Linked DNA regions of Homo sapiens: region 2 is linked to region 1. Evidence: chromatin contacts called from ENCODE Hi-C or POLR2A ChIA-PET data. All regions are on one chromosome and are shown on one strand. The core of a region is the stretch at or near the end of the contact, and the rest is flanking DNA. Distances in the headings are between cores, read along the strand shown. Region 1 holds the start of CFAP57 (cilia and flagella associated protein 57). Region 2 holds the start of DMAP1 (DNA methyltransferase 1 associated protein 1).

The links. A loop is a pair of places that touch in the nucleus more often than their neighbours do. ChIA-PET counts read pairs that join two places held with the same protein, here RNA polymerase II (POLR2A). Pooled maps may share reads with other maps.
Region 2: a map of CD4-positive, alpha-beta T cell shows a loop between it and region 1 (8-fold over the local background). The contact joins the promoter of DMAP1 here to the promoter of CFAP57 in region 1. A Hi-C loop is called at or near these places in 2 of 168 maps with a recorded cell type or tissue (CD4-positive, alpha-beta T cell and CD8-positive, alpha-beta T cell), 1 of 37 single-sample maps with no recorded cell type and 8 of 50 pooled maps. POLR2A ChIA-PET finds 5 or more read pairs at or near these places in 1 of 52 experiments (OCI-LY7).

What each region holds. Positions count from the first base shown.
Region 1 is chr1:43,170,757-43,174,046 of GRCh38, reverse strand. CFAP57 (cilia and flagella associated protein 57) reads right to left here and starts at 1,717. Exons shown (of 23, transcript NM_001378189.1): 1 at 1,594-1,717; 2 at 1,137-1,312. The coding sequence starts at 1,293. It overlaps EBNA1BP2 (EBNA1 binding protein 2), which reads left to right and starts at 1,757. Exons shown (of 9, transcript NM_006824.3): 1 at 1,757-1,994; 2 at 2,078-2,161; 3 at 2,396-2,568; 4 at 3,168-3,290. The coding sequence starts at 1,929. MIR6733 (microRNA 6733) reads left to right here and starts at 2,335; the gene lies at 2,335-2,395. RefSeq lists a silencer at 1,291-1,490 and enhancers at 1,601-1,650, 1,731-1,860, 1,410-2,045, 1,991-2,220, 2,046-2,682.
Region 2 is chr1:44,211,976-44,215,265 of GRCh38, reverse strand. It overlaps DMAP1 (DNA methyltransferase 1 associated protein 1), which reads right to left and starts at 1,795. Exons shown (of 10, transcript NM_019100.5): 1 at 1,408-1,795; 2 at 825-916; 3 at 368-563. The coding sequence starts at 1,512. RefSeq lists enhancers at 1-449, 450-951, 1,717-1,956, 1,695-1,989 and a silencer at 2,387-2,486.

The DNA of each region.
Region 1 (3,290 bases), core at 468-2,967:
CTAAATAGGAATAGCCCATAAACAGATACTCATCATCATTAATGATAGCAAAATGCAAACGAAAACCACAATTCCTTTTCTCAACCATTGGGTTAGCAAAAAATTACGAAGTTGGACAATACCAAGGGTTGGCAGGGTTGCTGAGGAATAAGAACTCTTATGCACTTCTAGTGGGAGTGTAAATTGGTACTATCATATTGCTCAGTAATTTTAGTCCTGGCTGTGTGCCCTAGAGAATCTGCACAAATAGATGAATGTATATGCATGCAAGAATGTTTATAGTAGTATAGTTTGTAATAGCAAATGATTGTTATTTCCCAAATGTCCCTCAATATTAGAGTGAATACATATATTTGAGACATTATATTCATATGATGGAACACTACATAGCAATAAAATGAACTTGGCTATATGTATCGAGATGTGTGAATCTCAAAAGCATGACATTGAACTGATGCAGCAAGACACAGAATACAGGGAGAAGCACTAGAACTGGTAATATTCTGTTTCCTATGCTGGGTGGCTGGGTTCACAGATCTACATTCTATTGTAATTCTTTAAATATGACATATATGTAGGGTACATTCTTTTGTATGTATATGTCACAATAAAAGGTGTCAATGCAACAAAGAATGGGAAAATGGATTCGGTTGTTGAAATAATGAATATCATTAACAGGACCACTGTGAACAAAAATAAGGGCTGTAATGCTATACAAATGGTTATTTGCGACTTGGGATAAAGTTTACAGTGTCTTCATCATACTTGGATTCAAACGGTGATATAATGAAGGTGGTGTGCTCAGGAAAACTGTTAGACAACTCAAAAAGTGGCTCTGGTGATGACAAAGGCAGTGATATTGAAGACACCAAAAGAGGGGTTCTTAACATATTTTCATGAAATTACAGTGAAAAAAGTACTTTTAAATTAACATTTTATATGTGATTTTAACTACATATGCGTGACTGATTAATCTAGTTTCATAATACAAGTCGCCATTTATTTCCTCTACATTTATAATACTGCATATATATTCAAATTGGCCAAAATCTTTCTTTCCAATCATCATGCTGGGATTATGGGGTTATATGTGGCACATACCATTCCTGTATATGTCAGGATGGAAAAAGTTTTACCTGGAATGAATTTTTGCCATTTCTGATCCACATTGTACTTCACACAGTGATTTCCTGAAGGAAATATAATGATCTGTTCATCGAAGTAGAAGATATTGTTGGCCACGTGGGATCGAAGACCAAAAACATGCAGCGTCTGAGCTACCACGGCTGACATGATCTCCCGCCAAACAGTTCTGCTGAAGACCAAGGCAGCGCTTCAGAGTGGAGAGCACCGCCCCGCTCCGACCCCGCCCCCGGCCCGGACTCGCCCTCCCCGCCCTTTGCTCCTCCCCTTGTCTCTCCCCTTTCTCCTCCCCTTGTCCCTCCCCTTTCCCCTCCCCTTGTCCCTCCCCTTTCCCCTCCCCCGGGGTCCTCCTCCGCGCCACCCCACCCCCGCGGCTCCTTTTTCTGCCTTTTCCTTTGTACCCTCACTGCTACCAGCTCCTTCTGGCGACCCCCAGGTACCCCCTCCCACCTTTCGTTTCTCTCTGGGTCAGCAGACCACGCATGTATCCAGAGGCGCTACCTGTAGGGATCCTAAGCAACCCGGACACTTTCAAACGCCGTAGCGGTTCCTATAGCAACGACAAACCGGAAGTATGGTTTGCCGCCGGAAGCGGAAGTCCCAATCAAAAGTTGAGCAGTAGCTGTGAGTTGCTGGCGCTGGAGCGATTCGGTGGCACGTGGAGCCACGGCGTGGGAGTAGGGGGCTGAAGGCAGGCAGCAGCGGCCAGGGCCGCCCTCTGCTAGCCGCTTGGGTCTCGGGATACCCCGTTTCTTCCTGTAGGTGTGGGACGTGCGTGCGGCGAGATGGACACTCCCCCGCTCTCGGATTCGGAGTCGGAATCCGATGAATCCCTTGTCACAGACAGAGAGGTAGGTGTCAGCCGAGCTCGTGGGGCTGGGCGTGGGAGAGGGGGCCTTACACCCCTGGGAGTGACCGTGATTGTGTCCTGCAGTTGCAGGATGCGTTTTCCCGAGGGCTTCTGAAGCCAGGCCTCAATGTCGTGCTAGAGGGGCCGAAGAAGGCCGTGAACGACGTGGTGAGCGTGGGCACAGGGTCGGGGGTACTCGGACATGGGATGCGCTTCAGGCGCTGTTGGGCTTGGGAGACCGATTCTTGTCCCAGGAAAGATGCACCCTGCGCCTCGCCAAGAGGGTCAATTACCTGTCTGGGTATTGGGGATTAGCACTTTGTCCCTTCGCCTAACAGCCTGTGCTTGGGAAAGACAAACTCAGAGTTCCCTTCTTGTGAGCTCAGTGTCTGGATTTCCTAGAATGGCCTGAAGCAATGTTTGGCAGAATTCAAGCGGGATCTGGAATGGGTTGAAAGGCTCGATGTGACACTGGGTCCGGTACCGGAGATCGGTGGATCTGAGGCGCCAGCACCTCAGAACAAGGACCAGAAAGCTGTTGATCCAGAAGACGACTTCCAGCGAGAGATGAGTTTGTATGTTTGTTTTCAAATGTTGGAGAAGTTGAGGATCCTTGTGCAGGAGAGTGGGAAAGAGGGGAAATTAGTAAGTCTGCACTCAGAATAAGCCTAGGAGTAGAGAGAGCGGCTTCTTTTGACTAAGAATAGCTAGGAGATTCTTCCTGTTTGAGAGAAGAGCTCTTTGGTCCACGGTCACGATCCAAAATCCACTTTATGGGCTAATTTGAAATATTCATGTTAAAACTTTTTGTGCATGCTTCAGTTATTAGGAAAACAAACAAACAAACATTGCTTATGGGATGTTCTTGTGTGGAATTGCTTTAGTAATTACATAAGAATCCATAATCGACATTCGTTTGTGTTAATGGGTACCTTTAGAGTAGTCATTCTCTTAAACTATTTTTAGCAACACCCCTCCCCTTTTTAAAAACTAGTATACGGCTACATTTCTTTTAGATACTAAATCAGTGAGACAGTTTTTGTTTGTTTGTTCTTGCTAATGGAGGTCAGATTTTGAGAGTCCTTCTGAGCTTGGATAACTCATGATTGGCGGTGAAAAGGAACGTAAGGCCTCCTCCTTCACCTCATTACACATTTTGTCCTACGATTCTCAGCTATCGCCAAGCCCAGGCCGCAGTGCTTGCAGTCTTACCCCGCCTCCATCAGCTCAAAGTCCCTACGAAGCGACCCACTGATTATTTTGCGGAAATGGCCAAATCTGATCTGCAGATGCAGAA
Region 2 (3,290 bases), core at 546-3,045, 1.0 Mb before region 1:
TGCGAAGGAAGCACTGCTCTGGATTGGTGACTTGTAGAGAGGGTAACTGAAGCCACAGGGTTCATACTAAGAAAGTAGAGAACAAGAAGACTAGAGCACCTAGGATACAGCTCTGAGGAACAGCAACATTTGAAAGACCAAGAAAAGCCATGAAAAACCAGAGCAGGTCCGGGAAAGAACAGGATCCCTTGGGCAGAAAAGACCCACAGAGTCCTACTCTGCATGCATTTGCCACGAGGATTGAGTGGGTAATCACAGTTGGGCATAAGCGTGCCCCCAGAACCAACCCTAGGAGACTGGAGAGCTCGCACAAATGGCTCAAAGTGGGAGGGCAATCTTGGCCTGTGTCCGAATGAAGGTAGCTTACCTTATTGAACCTGGCAAAGGGGTAGTCCTTGCCCTCCTCCGCTGCACGTCGCCAGTGGAAGAACATTGCTCCGTCCTTGCGGGCCGGGTTGGTGAATGGCATCCACTTCCAAGGCCGCACCTTCTTGGAGCCCAACTTGGCCTTCACTGTACGGTATCCCTGGCCAGTGTCACTGGGTAGCAGTGGGGGTGCATCCCTGGCAGGGAGGTTTAGGGAGATGCGAGGTTAGAATCAGAAGGTGTGTTAAAGAGCTTTTTGTCCCAGGGAGCTGATCTACCCTACCCTATAGCAAGAAAGTCATGTCCTGGAGCAAAAGACTTCAGGTCCTCCTGCATCCTGCTAAGCAAGCAGGAGCCCTTGCTGGGGAGGAGAAAATTGTTAGAGAAAACTAGGAGTTAGGGGCATGGCAGGTGAATCAGGGGCCAAAACCTGGGGGACTTGGGACTCCAATACTTGCTTCTTGTCAGAGTAGAGCAAGGCATAGACTTCCCGGTGCATGCCCTCGGGCCTCTTGAAAGTCAGTGTCTCAGAGGACTTCTTGGATTTTTTCTGAGGAAGGAAACCACAGAAAGGAACCACAACCTAGACCCTTTCCTGAAAATTCTTTAGTCCAGCTCAATCCCTGAACAAAGCAGCACCTACAGGGTCAATGACAGGCAAACTGACACACTGTAAAGGCACAGAAACCCACTCCCAGGAACACCATCCTACGCCCAAATCAGAGCAGTCCCCTCCCCATCCCACCAACTCTCAGACTGTTACAATGTCTTGATCTCTCCCCAACAATATCTTGCAAAAATCACACTTGCCTGGTCCTCTCAGCTCTTAGAGGTGTCATACCCTCTTGGTCCCACCATCTCCCACGATGTCCCATCTCCTCCCTCCCATCAAGGATGACACATATTCCCTGTCCTGTTATGTCACCCCTTTTATCGCCCAACTCACTGTAAGTGTAGCACCCATCCCTTGCCCGTTGTCACTCCTCCCCATCTTCACTCCCCTACCCTCCCCTAGTCAACGCTTTCAGGTGCCCCTGCTACCTTGTCCGGGTTGATAATGTCCTTCTTGCTGATGGTCCCAGAGGCTGCATCCCCTTCTGGACCCCCGAGTTCTAGAATGTCCCGTACATCCGCGCCCGTAGCCATCGCGCCTGAGAGATGGGGGAGCCACCGGAGGTCAAGGGTCAGTGCCTGAAGAAGGACCAGGCTCAGGTCAGGGGGCGGGGCCAATCCAGACCTAAGCGGAGGCGAGTTGAAGGGGCGGGCCAAGAGGAGAAGGGTGGTCCAGGTCAGGTCGGGGATCTGCCTGTGCCCCACCGCTTGGATGTTCCTAACGGCCCCTTCAGCCACCTGGGCCCTCGCACTTCCGCACCTGGGTCCGGCAGCTGCAGCCCCCACTACCACTCCCCCGTCCCCGCAAAGCCGCGGCAGAAACTTCCGGCGGTGCTCATTCGGAACGCGGCCGACAGAAACACTTCCGGTCGGTGTTGTAGGAAACGAAGCCGACTGGCAACCGAGGGTGAAAGCTACTGGCCGTGCTGAGCTTGCCACCCTTTGGTTCTCCCGCGAGCCTGTTTTCATTGGTGCACTGCCTGCTTTCTGGCATTTTCCCTCTACGATGCTCCGTTGCGTCTCAGGCAGTGAAGAGATACCAGAACTTTGTGACTTTGGGAAGTCACTTAATTTCTCTGGACCTTTTTCTTTATTTGCCGAATGGAAATTGTAATGGCACCTGTGTAAATGAAATACCAAGAATCCTTGTAAAACATTAGCACGGTGCGTGGGACATTTACTATTTTTTTATTAAATGAGTTAATGATTTGAATTGCCCCCTCTTCATTAAGTGCTAATATGTACTAGGCACTGTGCTAAGCTTGGAGGTGAAGAGATAAACTTCAAATTGTGATAAGCTTGAAGATGAAGAAATAAAGGCAGAGCTTCCTAGGGCGGCTGCCAAAATGGAGTAAGGTGTGGGCCCTCATTTGCACCTCCTCTGATGGAGATAGCTGTGGGTTGTGGCCTCGTGGGGATTTCCTGGAGGCCAGCTTCGTGGCACTTCACTAGTACAGGAGCTAGCTGCACTCTTTGGGCTACGAAGAAGCCCAAAACACAGCCCCAAGCAGGAACCAGCTTAGAAGTATCCCTCAAGGGAATAAACCTGGGGATCTTCCTGGAAAGAGAGAGACAGGAGGTCCTGAGGAAGGGCACAAGGGACAAGGAAAGCAGCTCCCAGCTTCAGCAGTCTGCAAACCAGCCTGTCAATTTGAAGGACACATAGCCTGTGGGATAGGGTGGGGCTTGTTAAGGCATTAAGAAGGCCAGACCCCAAGTCGAGACCTGCCAAAGATACCAGCAGGGACTAGAGGAGCAGACAGTTTGCGCAAGTTAGCTATAAGTGGTGTAGCCTGTTCTGGCCTGGAGAAGACAAGGGGATACAACAGCTGTAGCCACAAGCCTGACTAGTCCCCAAAACTTTGGAGAACTAGGCCTGGAGGTACAAACCTGTTCCTGGGTCTGATTCCTGGATGGATCCACTGAGCTCCAAACAGTTGCCGGAGGAAGTCACAGTCTTACAGCAGAAATTGTCCACAGGGTAAGGAAATGGTCCTTGGAGCCAGAAAGGGAGAGAGCAATTGGCTGCCTGAAACACTTGACCCTAGTTGTAGTTAATTAATTGTGTAATTACTTGTTTAATATATATCTCTAATAGACTCATTTCTGTGAAGACAGGGATCACAGTACATAAAGGAATGTATGTGCCAGGCACTATTCTAGACTCTGGGCATGCAGTGGGTGAACGAGATACAAATAGCTACTGGTGGAGCTTATATTTAGTGGAGAAGGAGAAACACTAAGGAAATAGACAATAAAATTGATAATGTAAGTTTTGATGGTAACAAGAGCTAGGAAGGAAATGAAATAGA